Linked DNA regions of Mus musculus: region 2 is linked to region 1. A link is a loop called in an ENCODE intact Hi-C map of the cell type or tissue named here. Cell type or tissue: gastrocnemius. All regions are shown on one strand.

Region 1 (8,000 bases):
AAATACAAATACAGCCAAGTAGATGGGGTGGCTCACAGGGGCTTCGCTCCATCCCATCAGCTTCTTGGTGTGACGTATACTTGAAAGAGAAGCCCGGCTCATGGCCTGCTGTTCAGAGCTCCCACCTTGGTCTAATGTTTTTATAAAGGACAAATGCAGCCTTCCTCTTTCCTGAGTGACTATTTCACTGCCGTGTGTACATAAAACCCTTTTATACCCTTGTAAAGCTCAGACTGGCCTATACTCATTGATCTTGAACTCCTGACCCCACACCCTCACCCCCAGTGTTTGGGATGACAGGATCTTAACCTGCTGGGAGAGCTTGTAAGGCTAGTGCCTCTTATGGACAGAGGAGTGAAAGCAGGGTTTGAATACAGACAGTGGCAAGCTCCAAGCCTGGAGTAAAACAGAGCACCTGCGTGCTCAGGGGCTGGCCTAAGAAGAGTGCCACCTAACCCGCCATTGGGCAGGAAAATAAGCCACACAGTACCAGTCCTTCCCACTTTACCCAGAGACACCAGATCTGCAATGTGACATCTCCTGCCTTTTTTGTGCTAGCAATAAAATGTTTGAATATTTTGAAAACATAGGCTGGGCATGTTGGTACATGCCTATCTTCCTAGCACTTGGGAGATAGAGGCAGGAGGATCAGAAAGTCAAGTCGTCCTCTTGAAATATGCCTGTTACATGAAACCCTGTCTCCAAATTTTAAAAAATTAATAAGTACCACATGCTCAAATTCCCATGTGTGAGGAGATATACCCAAAGGGGCTGAGGTAGGTCAGACACTAGAGCACTTCCCAGCACCACACATACTGGGCACAATGGGGCAACCATAGCTCAGCACCAAGAAGGCAGAAGCAGGAGGATAAGCACAAGGCCTGCCTGGACTACCCAGCAAGTGCTGGGCTAGCCAGGGCTTACATATCCAGATCCTATCTAAATAAACAAAAATAAAAATATAAAAGACTTTCCATCAGAGGAACACATTACAAAAACTTGTGTCAGAAGCTATGCCCTCCTCAGAGACACTAGCTGCCTTGATTCACAAAAGCAATTAGGTTTCCATCAGTCTAACCTTCCCTGGCTTTGGTGGGGAGGGCCTACTCACCATAGCGATATAGCTGTAGCTGAGGACAATCTCACGGATCTTCCGCATCTCTTCCTCAAGATTGCTGGCCCACACCTCACAGATGACCTGACTGTTTTCTACAAGTGCCGCAGGCATCCTGAAGGCACCTGAGGAGCCACCGTGAGCCAACTATGTAAAAAAACAAACAAGCCTCCTTCTGTTTGATTTAATTGTCCACACTGGATCCAATCTAGATATAAAGACAGTTTGAAATCACATTAAGTTTACATGGTGGTATAAGATATCTACAAATCAAACACATTAAAATTGTATTTTAGTCAGATACGTGACCCAGACACATGATCCTAACACTCAGGAGGCCAAGGTAGAAGGAGGGAGACCAGCGTGGACTGCATACTGAGTCCATTTAAGGTCAACCAGGGCTACCTAGCAAGACCCTATCTGAAAACACACACAAACCAGAGTTTTACCATAACTTCATTAACAGTCAGTGCACTCAGCATCCACTACCTATGGAGTGCTTACACTTGCCTTTGTCAAGTTTGTTCTCTCTTGATACAAACAAAACCCTACCTGTTGACCCGAATCCTTAACATGACATTAAAAATGGCAAGTTACTGGGCTAGAGAGATGGCTCAGTGGTTAAGAGCACCACTGCTCTTCCAGAGGTCCTGAGTTCAATTCCCAGCAACCACATGGTGGCTCACAAACATCTGTAATGGGATCTGATGCCCTCTTCTGATGTGTCTGAAGACAGCAACAGCGTACTCATATACATCAAATAAATAAATAAATCTTTTAAAAAAAAAAAGGCAAGTTACGCTGGACAGGGGTGGTTTTGATTTTATATATACCATGCGCACGCAGTGCACAATGCACAAAGGCAGGCATCAGATTCTCTGGAACTGTACTTAGAGATGGCTGTAACTACCATATGGTGCTAGGAACCAAACCTAAGTTTTCTGCAAGAGCAGAAACCGGTCCTGACTGCTGAGCCATCTCTGCAGCCCTGTGATGTCTACTTTTTTACTCATAATAAATAAGTTAGGCAGTAAAGTTCACAATAAGAACAGAGGGTGATAGGGCTGAAGAAATGACTCAGCGGTTAAAAGCACTGGTGCTCTAATAAAGGATCCAGGGTCAGTTCCTAGTACCCAGATGGTGGCTTACATCCAACCATGATTCTAGTTCCAGGGGTCTGATGCCCTCTTCTGGCCTCAACAAGCACCAAACAGACACATGGTACACAGCCGTTCTGCAGGCAAAATATTTATACACATAAAGTAAAATAATTAAAAAAGAGGAGGCCAGTAAAAGTAATTCAAACGGGAGCAGAATGGCCGGCGGTGTACAGCACAGGAAGTACTGGGCCGGGTCAAATTCAACACCACCGGAACACTTGTCACTACAGCAAACCAACGCAAAAGGCTCAGTTATTAACAGAACAGAAAAGGCATAGACAGAGCTCATGCTTACAGCCTCAGGCTTGATCCTTGACTCCAAAACACACACAGACACACAGACACAACTAAACACAAGCTAGAGGCCAGTGTAGCAATCTAGAGAGACCCTGGGAGGAGGGATGCATAATGACGTAAGAGCTTCCTCATAAGGCAAACCCCCCACTGTATGGCTCCTGAACACAGTCAGTATGTAGCAGTGAGCTCCAGTGCACAGGGGCAAACACTTGCAGCAACAGTAAATGAACATGAGGGGTTTCCTAAGACCAGCGCATGGGAAATAAATCCTTGTTTCCCAGCTTTGGAACTGACATACAGTAGAGACTCCAGAAGACAATGAGGATCACTCTCAATGCTGTCTACTTCTCCTTAAGAGACCATTCATTCACTCAAGGCAGGCTACTCTTCAGATGCTCCCCTGAAACTGAAAGCTGTGTGGTGGCTCTCAACATACACACACCTGTGGAGCTACCACACAACCCATTTCTTCCCCTGTTTTTCTTTCATGAATAAAGGCTTGCAAGTGAACTAATAGAGAACAGGGAAGAAGCTGGTTCACAATGAATGCGCAGTAAATTCAGCTTCCTGACAACTGAGAAAATGTTTGTCAAGAGTTCTCCAGGCTGTCCTCGGAACTTGTAAAACTGCCCTTCTCTGCCCCCAAGCACTGCACCCATCAACACCAGCTGCTTCACCTAGCTCTTGAGGTCACCTCCCATGTCCAGTTACTGAAACAGAGACATAATCTTGCTTCCCTAAGCAAGTCATAAACTACATAGCAGGTAAGTGGACGCCATTCCTGGACTTCCAAAAGATGTTTCCATTAAAACAAAAAGGGACACAGGCATAAAGAAACAAACTGCCTAAAGCTTTTTAAGAGAGAGTTTGTTTCAGGAAGCCAACCACTTTCAAAGCTACTGTTACATTATCAGGTAAAGTGGAGCCACATAGGAGCAGACACTGGCAAAGACACAGGAGCCATTCTTACAGCAAACTTTTCCCTAGCCAATCTGTGGGTATATGATTGGCAGATTCCAGAATGGAAAAGGCAGTTCTTCTCCAATGAAGAGATACTAAGAGAGTGATGGCTTATGCCTCCAGTGGCCATCCTGTGCTAAGACTTAAAAAGTCCCAGATTGGACTGGGGAAATGGCTCAGCAGTTTAAGAGCACTGACGGCCCTTCCAGAGGTCCTGAGTTTAAATCCCAGCAACCACATGGTGGCTCACAACCATCCGTAACAAGATCTGACTCTCTTTTCTGGAGTATCTGAAGAAAGCTCCCGTGTACTTGAAAGAAAGAAAGAAAGAAAGAAAGAAAGAAAGAAAGAAAGAAAGAAAGAAAGAAAGAAAGGAAGGAAGGAAGGAAGGAAGGAAGGAAGGAAGGAAGGAAGGAAGGAAGGAAGGAAGGAAGGAAGGAAGGAAGGAAGGAAGGAAGGAAGGAAGGAAGGAAGGAAAGGAAGGAAGGAAGGAAGGAAGGAAGGAAAGAAAGGAAAGAAAGGAAAGAAAGGAAAGAAAGGAAAGAAAGGAAAGAAAGGAAAGAAAGGAAAGAAAAAGGAAAGGAAGGAAGGAAGGAAGGAAGGAAAGAAAGAAAGAAAGAAAGAAAGAAAGAAAGAAAGAAAGAAAGAAAGAAAGAAAGAAAGAAGGAAGAAAGAAAGGAAGGAAGAAAGAAAAAAAGAAAGGAAGAAAGAGCGAGCCATCAAGCGAGCCGGGAGGTGGTGGCACACGCCTTTAATCCCAGCACTCAGGAGGCAGAGGCGGGCAGATTTCTGAGTTCAAGGCCAGCCTGGTCTACAGAGTGAGTTCCAGGACAGCCAGGGCCATTCAGAGAAACCCTGTCTCAAAAACAAACAAAAAACAAAAAAAAAAGAAGAAGAAGAAGAAAGATTGTTCCAGATCAGCCTCGGCTTTGGACTCTATCATCAGGCAGATCCACAAGGAATCCTTCCCAGGCATATGAGAGAGACCATATAATGCACATTTAACTGAGCAAAGGAACTTCCTGGGCATGCTGGCCACAGGGAAGAGAGAACACAGCAATTCAACACAGACTAACGCCCTCCCTCCACTTTCCACCCAAGAAGCTCAGGCTCCAAGATACCTTCTCTTCATCACCCTCTCGTTCCCATACCTCAGAATTCTGTTTTCAAGTACAGTTATTTGTGTAACAACAGCCCCTGGGGTAACCTCATTACTGAGGTTTCAACCAGAAGAACAATAATGAATTTCACAACTCAAAGAAAAAACTGACATCCTGACTTATATATACTGAGAAGTAAGATAGCAGTCCCACACTCGGGAGGCTGAGAAAGGAGAATCCCCAGGAACTTGAGGCCAGTCTGGGCTACAATCAGAGAAGACCCTGCTTTTATTTCATTGTTCCATTTTGTCCTTTGAGACAGGGTTGGAGAGATGGCTCAGTGATTAAGACTGTTCTTCCAGGCGACCTGGGTTCAAATCCCAGTACACACATGGCAGCTCACAACTGTCTTTTTTTTTTTTTTTCCTTTTTTTCTTTTTTTTTTTCTGAGACAGGGTTTCTCTGTGTAGCCCTGGCTGTCCTGGAACTCACTCTGTAGACCAGGCTGGCCTCGAACTCAGAAACCCGCCTGCCTCTGCCTCCTGAGTGCTGGGATTAAAGGTGTGCGCCCTTGAGACAGGTTTTTCTATGTAGCCCAGGCTGTGCACACCAAACTGGCCTTGGACTCAGAGATCTAACTGCTTCAACCTCCAAGTGCTGGGATTAGAGGCGTGCAGCACCATCGCCAGCTGAGACCCTGTTTTTAGAAGGAAAGAAAGCAAACTAAACTGACCAGGGAGGCAGCTTGGAGGTATGCAACCAGTACTTGCTGCCAAGCTGAGAACAACTTAAGTTTTGAGCCCCAGACTCACTTGATAGAAGAAAAGAACATAAACCCCAAATATGACTTCCACATGGACAACTTGGCACTTGTGTACACACAATAAATAATAACAATAACAATAATAATAGCTTAAAGAAGAATGGGGCTGGAGTGATGGCTTAGCAGTTGAGAGCACTTGCTGCTCTTCCAGAAGACCAGAGTTTGGTTTCCAGCACCCATGTGAATTGGCTCACAAATGCCTGTAACTCCAGCCCCTGAGAATGTTGACGCCTTTTCGGCCTATTTTTTCCACCAACACACTCGTGATATTAATTATAAATTCATACATTAATAAACATTAAACCCTAAAAAAATTATCCTTCAAAATTCTTCAGGAAGGTTCGGAGGTTGAGGCTGCGTTCTCCCTTAAAGATTTATTTTTATGAGTGTGAGGGGGAGAGGGTTGAGTGTATCAACAGCTGTGCGATCTCTCCCTTAAAGGAAAATTTTGATCCCATGCAATGTTTGCCTCACAGGCTGGCTTTAAAACTCGATCCCCAAACCAAGCTACATTTGAAACTACAAAGGGAAAGAAAGGGGTTCTCACACACACACACACACACACACACACACTGCCCTGTGTTCTCACACACACAGACACAAAAACACTGACACACACACACACACACCCTAGGCTGCCAAGCAATCTGTTGTGACCGCTCCTGATTATCCAAACTTGGGAGCAGGGTGTCTGTGCACCCAGGTGGGCTCTGAAGAGCGAGGAGTGCGAACGCACGAAACCACGCTCTCCCTGCTAGCCGTGCAGAACTCAGTTCCACTGAGTGTCTCCTGCTCGTCGTCGGCTTTTGTTTGCGCCAGAGCGTCTGGGAGACAATCAGCTTCACTTCCCTGTTCCAGAAGACTAAACAAAAGGCTTTAGCAGTGCAAGACGGGCGCAGGAGGAAGCAGCGGCCCGTTAGAAGAAATGGCAACAGGTCCCCTCTGGAGCGTTCCAGGCCACAGCCCTGGACTTAGACGGCACCCCATCCAGCTTGCTGGCTCCGCGACGGCGGCCCTGCCACGCAAAGCTGCAGCACCCCAAGAGCCAAGCAGAGCGGCCTCTTGCCTCCCCCACCATTCCTTAGGCCTCCAGGCTGGACTCCGGGGACCGAGAGCCCCGTAGCCTCTGTGCCTCAGTGTTCCCGTGTGTAGGATGGGTCGCCACGGAGGCACTTCCGCCTCCTGCTCCTACCGTAAGCAACCTAACCTGCTTACCCTGGCTGGCGGCCCCGCCGAGTGCGGGCGGCAGCGGCCCTTGACCCCGAGCTCTCCTCCCTCTTGCCCCGGATCCGCTCCAGAAACCCAGCTCGACAGGGAGACGTGAGTCCTGGCGCCCAGAGCGGCCGACGATGGGCACCAAACCAAGAGGTTGCACCACTCTACCCGTCCGCCCTCCCGACTCGCCTACTCTCCGCGTCACTCCAGGCGTGCGCGGTCCCGCCGGTCTCGGCTCCGTCCCCCCGTGCGCGCTCAGATACCTACGCCCCGCCTCCCTGCGCAGGCGCAGAGCGAGAAAGTTGGGTTTGGCGGAGGGCGCGTGCGTAAAACGAGGTTTGCCCTGAGGCCTCAAACGGCGTCTAGCAGTGTAAACTTGGTCCCCGCCTAGGTTCTGGAGTATCATGAGTCGCGCCTCGGGAAAGGACGGGATCTAGAACTGGCCCCACTTCCTAACATCAGAGCATATTACGACTGTTGGTTGTAGGTGATGATGCAGGGCACATGGGGTGTCCTGACCCTCGATTACTGCAACCTGAACCCCTCATTCACTGACCATCTATTCACAGAACCCCTTCTGGATGACCATTAGGTAGGGGTGGGAGAGCGCCACCAAACCGAGTCATGAATGAGGTCAGCTGAGCACTGCCTCCCAGAACCTGGACGGCCTAAGCAGCGCTGCTCCGGGGCCTGTGCTGTCCGCTGTGTCCCTGGTATCACTGTGGGTCAGTGCAGAGAGAGAGGGGCCAGTCAGGGAGAGTAGGGGGTTCGCTGGTAGCGAGGCCATGCTGGGATGTATCGCCACCTCGTGCTTTCCCACGGGGCAAGAAGACTAAGACCTCCGAAGAGCGCCTCCCCTCCCCTGGTGCTTCCTCTCCTAGGGGCCGTAGGTAAGCATACAGCAGGTGTCCCCCTTCTGACATCCCGTCTCCCAGTCACTTTGCCCTTTTCATTTTAAACTTTTATTCCAGAAGAAATCCCCAAAATAGGACTTACTGACTAAATGAGAGCTAGCCTTTCAAACTGTGAAATCGCACAGCCAGCTTCTGGGGTAACGATGTCAGGGACAGTTTCTGAAGCCCAGCCTTTGTTGTTTCTCTCCAGGATCTGTAAATAGAGACACAAGACTGTGATGAGGATGAAACCCTAGACCAAGCCACAACCGTCACCACAAAGAACCAGGCCTGGGCAGTCAGTAACTGTAGCTGCGGTGGATTCCCTGCAACAATGTTGATGGGACTAGCTGCAGGGCTGGCCTCTTTTGAGGTGTTCGGGTTGTCTAGGCTAGGTAGACACTGCCTTCCCTCAGTCTGTTCAGTGCATGTCCTTGC
Region 2 (8,000 bases), 59 kb before region 1:
TGACAAGCTGAAGTCAGTCAGTCTCTAGGCCCCATATCATGGAAAGAGAGCACCAACTCCTTGACCTCTGACCTCCATACACACACATTGTGAAATATGAGCACACACACACACACTAAATAAATAATAAAGACTAAGAGACGAGCTAATGCGTTTGTGTGCTCCTGGCAAAACTAGTGATCAATGTGGAGTCTGGTAACCCTGAATTTAGTGCCCTTAGGCTATGCTAGCATAGGTAAGGGCTCTCTATTAATGATAGCCATTGCAAGTTTCCATATGCCACATTCAGGAAGGGCTAACAGCAGTACAGAAGTACAGTCGAATCTGAACAAGTTGCTTGGGTTTGAGTTGTAAGCAGAGTTCAATTCTTTTTTCCCTCCACACCACTAACTAGTTCTCACAGCATAGGCACTCCATTAAGCAGGAGGCGGGATGTCAAACCTCTGCTCTTTAATCTTTGAATACCCCAGTATCAGGAATCAGAATTCCCACCCAACTACAGAGTCTCTTCCTGTCCTTTCTGATTCCTGACTCATTTCATTTATTTTGACAGGCTCTCATACTATAGCCCAGGCTGCCTAGCCTGGAGCACATGGCAATCCTCCTGCCTGAGTGCTGAGCCAGAGCTCAGATTCATTCTTTTAGTATTTCAGCTAAATACACTCTTGCATCTGTCTTTAAAACACCTCCCAAAAACTGGAAAAGTACGCCGCTATGTAGCATTTAAAAACAAACAAACAAACAAACAAACAAAAACTTGCCAGGCATGGTGGCGCACGCCTTTAATCCCAGCACTCGGGAGGCAAAGGCAGGCGGATTTCTGAGTTCGAGGCCAGCCTGGTCTACAGAGTGAGTTCCAGGATAGCCAGGGCTATACAGAGAAACCCTGTCTCGAACCCCCCCCCCCCAAAAAAAAAAAAACTTAATTGGGATACTGAACTGCCTTGTCCAATCTGTCCCAGATGTTTCTCGCTTAATAATACTTGCCTTGCTGGATTGGACAAAATAAGGAGCTTTAGTTAAATACAGGTATATATGGCGGTAAATGCACACAAACGCATTAGCTCATCTCTTAGTCAACCTTGAGGTTGGTAGAAACAGGGTATTTCACATCATGTTGGCCTTTATTATTTATTTAGCGCGTGTGTGTGTGTGTGTGTGTGTGTGTGTGTGTGTGTATGTGTGTGTGTGTTGGCCTTTATTATTTATTTAGCGTGTGTGTGTGTGTGTGTGTGTGCGTGTGCGTGTGCGTGTGCGTGTGTGCTCAGTGGCTGGTTGGCGGGTTCCACAGGTCTAAATCCTTAATTAAGGAAAATATGTAACCTCAGGACCTGGAATTTAGTTCCAGGCGGCGCACGGGAGCGAGAGGCGCGGGTTGGGCCTCAACGCGCTCCGTAGCGCCCGCCTCCAGGGGCGGGGTTTAAATCGATCCCGCCCCCTCCCGCTCCACGCCGCGGTTGCGAACCACCGTCCCAGAGCTCCTCTGCTGAGCTTGGGCGGCCGCGGAGATGAAGCCGGAGCCGCGGACGCTGCCGCCGTCCCCCAACTGGTACTGCTCACGCTGCAGCGACGCGGCGCCCGGAGGCATCTTTGGCTTCGCTGCGCGGACCTCCGTCTTCCTCGTCCGCGTGGGTCCGGGTGCGGGCGCGAGCCCAGGGGCGCCCCCGTTTCGAGGTGAGCCCCTCACGGGTCGGCGCAGTCCTTCCTGCCGTCCTCTTGGGGGAGTTCTGTAAGTCGCCGGGTCCGGCGGCGCGCGCACGTGGCCTCTCTCGCTTGGAGGGACTGACCCAGCCTAGACCCGGCGTTTAGGGTGCTCCTGGCCTTCCTGCTTGGCCAAGGCCCTGCCGGCCCCTAGTACGCCCCCTGGGGTGGGGGCTGTTCTCCCTTCTCTGATCCCGCTGGGCAATTACTTGACGGTGATGTCTGTAAGATGAGTGGTGATGACACCCAGCGTTTCTGTCTTTCGTCTGTGGATGTTTCTGTTCCATGTGTGTTAAGTGACTTCTGTTTATCTGCTTGTTGTTTGTCCAGCAACATGCAGGCTAACTGTCTGGATAGTGCTTTAGTTAACCAAGTCTGGTTTTGCTTGCAGTGGTAGGAGAGTTGGTGGGACACACTGAAAGAGTATCTGGTTTCACTTTTTCTCATCACCCTGGACAATACAACCTCTGTGCCACCAGCTCAGACGATGGAACTGTGAAGGTTTGGGATGTAGAGACCAAGACTGTAGTGACAGAACACACACTCCATCAGGTAATTGTGCATCCTGAGGCCTCAGATTGTTTTAATAGATCTCATGCATATGGAGGAATGCTACTCATTTTTGTTGGCTACTTAGATATGTTGGAAAGTCTCTCAAATAACTTTTTTTTAAAGATGCATGTTTTGTTTAGAAAGTAGAGTTTCTGGTAGCAGCTGTAACTTGGCTAGGTAGAGTGCCTGGCTAGCACACTCAAAGCCCTGGGCTCAGTCCCCAGAACTGCATAAATGAACATGGTGGTGCACACCTGTAATCATAGCACTTGGGAAGTGGAGGCAAAAAGATAGATAGTCATTCTCTTTTTTATATATATATATGTATATATATAGAGAGAGAGAGAAGGGGGGGGGTGTCAGTTTTTCCAATGTATGCCTGCACACCAAAGGGGGACATTCAGATCCCGTTATAGACCGTTTAAAACTACCGTGAGAGCTCTGGGAATCAAACCTGGGACCTCTTGATAAGTAGCCACTGAGCTATTCTCCAGCCCCTAGTCACTAACTCTTTTTTTTTTTTTTTTTTTTTTTTTTTTCCGAGACAGGGTTTCTCTGTGTAGCCCTGGCTGTCCTGGAACTCACTCTGTAGACCAGGCTGGCCTTGAACTCAGAAATCCGCCTGCCTCTGCCTCCCAAGTGCTGGGATTAAAGGCGTGTGCCACCACGCCCGGCTTAGTCACTAACTCTTATCTGTAGCTGCTTTGATGATATAACAATAGAATTGAGGAACAGCCACTGAGAGCATGGCCTACAAAGTCTAACAGAGCCAATAGGTCCATATAAAATATATACCCGGACTGATAACTGATGAGAAGGCTTTCCAGGTTCAAGGGCCTGTCCTGGAAGCCTGATGACCTGAGTTTTGATACTTTGTTTTATTTTGTTTTCTTTACTTGAATTGTGTATGTGTATTTCGCCTATAGGCCTGGTGTCTATGGTGGTAAGAAGTACATGAAAACTGAAGTTTCTGGTGATTGTTGGTCACCATGTGGGTGCTAGGAACCAAAGCTCTGCAAAAGCAGCAAGTGTTGTTAACCACTGAGCGGTCTCTCCAGCCCCTTGAGCAGTTTAATCTCCATGAAAGTAAGAGAGAACTGGCTCCACAGAGTCTTCTGCCTTCCACATGCTCGGCTGTGGCACATGCTCTCCCCAACACAATAAATAGAAAATATAGGGGCTGGAGAGATGGTTCATCCATTAAGAGTGCCTCCTACTGTCCCAGAGAACCCAAGTCGGGTTCCCATCACCCTTGTGGGTTGGCTCATAACCAGCTCCAGGGAATCCGTTCACCTCTTCTGGCCTGCATAGACACACATGTGGCTTTGCACACATGAGTAAAAAGTGTGTCTGTGCACGTCCATGTCAGTATCCCCAGGCATGGTGGTGCATGGCTGCAATTCTAGAATTCTTGTACTCAGGAGACAGGCAGAAGGATTGCCTTGAGTTCCAGGCCAAAATTACAAAGTAAGACGGTCTCAAAACCACACAAAAAGTTTTAACTTTAGACTTACTATATTGCTATACAGGTAGTTATAGCATATTTCTTAAGTACCTGTAATGTGGGTAGCATTAGGCTGGTTTACAGCCCAACACTCACAAATGAGACTCATCTGGCTTTGCTTTGTTTGAAGCATACAATATCAGCACTGCATTGGTCTCCGACAGTTAAGGACTTAATAGTCTCTGGGGATGAAAAAGGAGTCGTTTTCTGTTACTGGCTTAACAGAAATGACAGCCAGCACCTCTTCACAGAGCCCAGGACCATATTCTGTCTGACGTGTTCACCTCATCACGAAAATCTAGTAGCCATTGGGTGAGTACCGAGTACTGTGCTGTCTGCTGGTGGTTTGGCTTAGTTTATGATCCTGCTTTTCTTTCCTCTTGCCTGTGTGCCTCAGTCCTCAGAGGACGACAGCAGCCCAGGGTGTCATATGATCCTGTGAGCTCCAGTTCCAGACTTTGCTCTGCTCCCCATATTTCTATGATGCTGTGTTTTCTATGATACTGAATTTTCAAGCCACCCTTCAAAAGTTAGAAGTGCCTTCTTTCGCTCTTGGCTGACTTAGACTATCCTTGGATGTGGTGTTAACTGTAGAGTGCCAGGTGACTCTGCTTTATGTACCTCACAAATAGGACAAAGAAGGCCAGCTTCATGATACCCTTTATGAAGCCTTTGGATGTACAGGATCGTTTGGGTCTGACTCGGGAACATTTATGAAGAAAGGCTAGGGATGCTAGATTATAACGCAGAAACATTGGCTTCCACTAGGAAGTCAAAGCAGAAACTTGGTAGGAGTAGGTATAAGCTATTTTTCCTAAGCTAAGTATAAAATACTTTAAGGTTTTTTGGTTGGTTGTCTTTTTACCATGTATAGTTATTTTGCTTGCATATGTGTTTTGTGTACCATGTGTTTGCAGTGCCCTAGGAGACCTGAAGAGGGCACCAGATCCTCAGGGACTGGAATGACAGATGGTTGTGAGCCACCTTGTGAATACTGGGACTTTGGTTCCTCTAGAAGAGCAGCTGGTGCTCTTAAGGGCTGAACTGTCTCTCTAGCTCCCAATAGATACTTTTAAACGTGTTCAAAATAATTCACTTTTTAAAAAGCTATTAGAGTCTATGGGTTTCTGCTGAATTCATAGATTGACACTTAGGTACAGTTTAACGGTTCCTGTTAAGTTTGTAGTTGGAAAGCAGTATCATTTGTGGAGCTAAGGATGTGGCTCCTCTGGCAGAGGGCTTCTCTAGCACATACAAAGGCCTGTGCTCAGTCCCAGGTACTGTATAAAGCAAATATGTTGGCTCATGCTGTGATCTCAGCCCTTGGAAGGTGAATGAAGTTCATGATCACCCTCGGTGCATAGTAGGTGTGCAGCCAGTCTGTGATGTGTAAAGCTGTCACAAACAAAGTTTATCAGTTAACTGTTTTCATTGCTAAAATCTTTTCCCTTTTCAGGGCAGCAGCAATGCAGACAAGCTGTAAACTTAGTGGGTACTGGGAGGAGTGGGTAGAGAAGAGGAGGAAAGCCTTGTCTTTTGAGTTAGGGTCTGCCTTGGAAGTCTGTAAACAGCTGTAAAAAGAGGTGGGGCGTGGTGGAAAGGGAGTCTCCAGAGAAAGAGTAGTCTAGAGTCTCAGGGTAAGCATATGTGGGATTTGAACCGGTATCTAAGCAGGCAGAAAAGAAGAAAAAAGAAAGTTCTATGATACTGTGCTGCTTGGGTTAGAACTCAGACAGGTGAGAGGCTTGGCAGTGTCGATCTGCAGGCTCCTGAAATGTTTCTAACTTATTTTTCAGCTACAAAGATGGCATAGTGGTTATCATTGACATCAGTAAAAAGGGAGAAGTTATTCACAGACTTCGAGGCCACGATGACGAGATCCACTCCATAGCCTGGTGTCCTCTGTCTGGTGAAGACTGCTTATCCATCAGCCAAGAGGAAAACTCGGGTAAGATGATGGAAGGAGAGCTCTGCTCTCTCCAGCCCTAAAGAACTAAGTGTTGAGTTGCAGCTTCTGAATTATGCTTAGACCCTGAGCCTCGCAGAGCAAACTAGGAAATGGGGAGGAGCTGACTTTGCTGAGTTACTCTGTAACCACAGTGCATGTCCAGTGTAAATTAAAAATAAGCAGTTACTAGCTGCTCTTCCCGGGTCCTGAGTTCAATTCCCAGCAACCACGTGGTGGTTCACACCCATCTGTTACGGGTCTGATTCCCTCTTCTAGTGTGCATGAAGACAGAGCATTTATATATATATATCTTTAAAAAATAAAATCTCTGTCTCTTTCCTAGAAGAACCTGACATTCCCAATGGGAAGCTTATAGCAGAAACCCCCATCACAAAAGGCTGCTACTTAGCCACAGGAAGCAAAGATCAGACCATTCGAATCTGGAGCTGTTCCCGCGGCCGGGGTAAGGTTGATGCCTAGGGGTTATCCTGCTTTCTTTTCTGTTGCTATGGTAACACAACTACCCACCTTGGAGGGACTAAGTGATTGCAGCTTACTTAGTTCTAGGTTCTGGTCCATCATTTTATTACTTTTTTTTTTTTTTAAGAATTGATTTGCTTTTTTGTATATAGATGTTTTTGCATAGACATATGTCTGTGTGCTGTGTGTGTGTGTGTTCAGGGAGGCCAGAAAAAGGCACTGGCTTCTGTAGGAACTGGAGTTATAAACTGTTCTTGGTCACCATGTGGGTGCTAGAGAGCAACAAGTCCTCCTAACTGGCGAGCTATTCTCTTCCACTGCTCTGCAACCCATTCTTCAGAGGAGTCAGAATGAGTCGGGCTGTCTCCTCTGCAGTGAGGAGCAGAGAGGAGAGGATTGCTGCCCACCTCTGCTCAGCTTTCTCTACACTTAGCAGCTCAGGACCTAACCCCCCAAATGAACAGCACCACCCATCTGCAGACTGTGCTCCAGCTCCTTTCTGCTGCTCTGATAAAACACAGACCAAAAGAAACTAGGGGGGGGGGTTGTTTCAGCTTCTAAATTAGAGTCTGTCACTAAGGGAAGTCAAGGTGGGACCTTGATGTAGAAACTGTCCAATGGAGGAATGTCATGTGCTGGCTCAGCTGGCTTTTTTGGATAGCCTGGACTGCCTACACAAGAAATGATACATCCCATAGTGGGCTGGACCCTCTTTACAAATTGACAGTCACCCACAGTCATACTCAGAGGCCAAACTAATCTAGATAATCCCTCACTGAGATTGTCTTTCCAAGTTTCCTGTTTTGTCACAGTGTCTCTTCAGTGGCAAATTCTGTACTGTTGCAGTAGAATTATCTATTTGTTTTGTTTCATCTCATTCTAAGAATATCATCTAGCTAAAATCTTGCTTACCAGAAAGTTGCTGTCCCTTATAACCTGTTTAGACCTCTCTGTTCTGGACACCTGGCCTTTGTGTCTGTTTTCTAGTGCCTTCTAGAAGGCAAGAACCCCGGCTTTGCTGAAAGAGTCTTGCCTGGCATGCAGAGTAAGGCTGTCCTAGATCTTGCTATGTATACCAAGCTGGCCTCAAACTCACAGAGATCACCTGAGAGCAAGATCTTTACTATAAGAATGCGAATAATGGGCTTTCCTTGAGTGTTAAGAATGGAAAAACAGTGACACAGACTCAGTGTGCATACTGAGCCCATGAACAAGCTGGCTATGTTACATTGTCTTCAAATTTTAGTTAGCGCTGTGACGGCACACATCACCTTTATGTGAGTCCTGGGGATCAGACTCATCTGTGTGGCAAGCACCTTGTCCAGAGCCATCTCGCCAGGCCCATCACTTGCTTCAAATTAGGCTAAACATCCCTCTTCCCCCCAAGACACCTGCCTGAGAATCCGTGAACACAATAGCTGTCCACAGTAGCCTTATGTTCTCCTTGTACAGCAGACCTGCTGGAGAGTACTGAGGGTACTGAGAGTACTGAGGGTACTGAGAGTACTAAGGGTACTGAGAGTACTGAGGGTACTGAGAGTACTGAGGGTACTGAGGGTTTTCTGTACTCCACTTGGAATCTCCCGAATCACATCTCTGAACTTGGACCCTGGCGTGTATGTGTTGCTCTGTTTTGTTTGAGACAGGGTTTCTCTGTGAAGTCTTGGCTGTCCTGGAACTTGTTTGGTAGATCAGATGTGCCTGAATCTGCCTTCTGAGTACTGGGATTAAAGGTGTGCTCCACCATACCCTACTGGCATGTATGTTTTTAAAGCTGTGCTTGTGGTTCTGATGGGCAGTACAGATGATTGGGTC

Evidence for each region. Hi-C counts contacts between places; a loop is a spot of excess contacts. Peaks named below come from ENCODE experiments on the same cell type or tissue, not always from the same donor. Only the 100,000 strongest peaks of a DNase experiment are listed, where the experiment ranks them.
Region 2: it touches region 1 in a loop (2.5-fold over the local background); 8 of 42 quality-filtered maps call a loop at or near these places.

What each region holds. Positions count from the first base shown.
Region 1 is chr11:58,102,878-58,110,877 of GRCm38, reverse strand. It overlaps Cnot8 (CCR4-NOT transcription complex, subunit 8), which reads right to left and starts at 6,908. Exons shown (of 7, transcript NM_026949.5): 1 at 6,670-6,908; 2 at 1,112-1,322. The coding sequence starts at 1,228. In gastrocnemius, a CTCF peak has its summit at 3,653; DNase peaks (open chromatin) are centred at 6,874 and 7,370; H3K4me3 peaks cover 2,358 bases; H3K27ac peaks cover 2,291 bases.
Region 2 is chr11:58,161,962-58,169,961 of GRCm38, reverse strand. Gemin5 (gem nuclear organelle associated protein 5) reads left to right here and starts at 1,423. Exons shown (of 28, transcript NM_172558.3): 1 at 1,423-1,674; 2 at 2,093-2,253; 3 at 3,888-4,069; 4 at 5,554-5,705; 5 at 6,049-6,168. The coding sequence starts at 1,509. In gastrocnemius, CTCF peaks have their summits at 1,412 and 4,692 (motif pointing right); DNase peaks (open chromatin) are centred at 1,427 and 1,701; H3K4me3 peaks cover 1,651 bases; H3K27ac peaks cover 1,342 bases.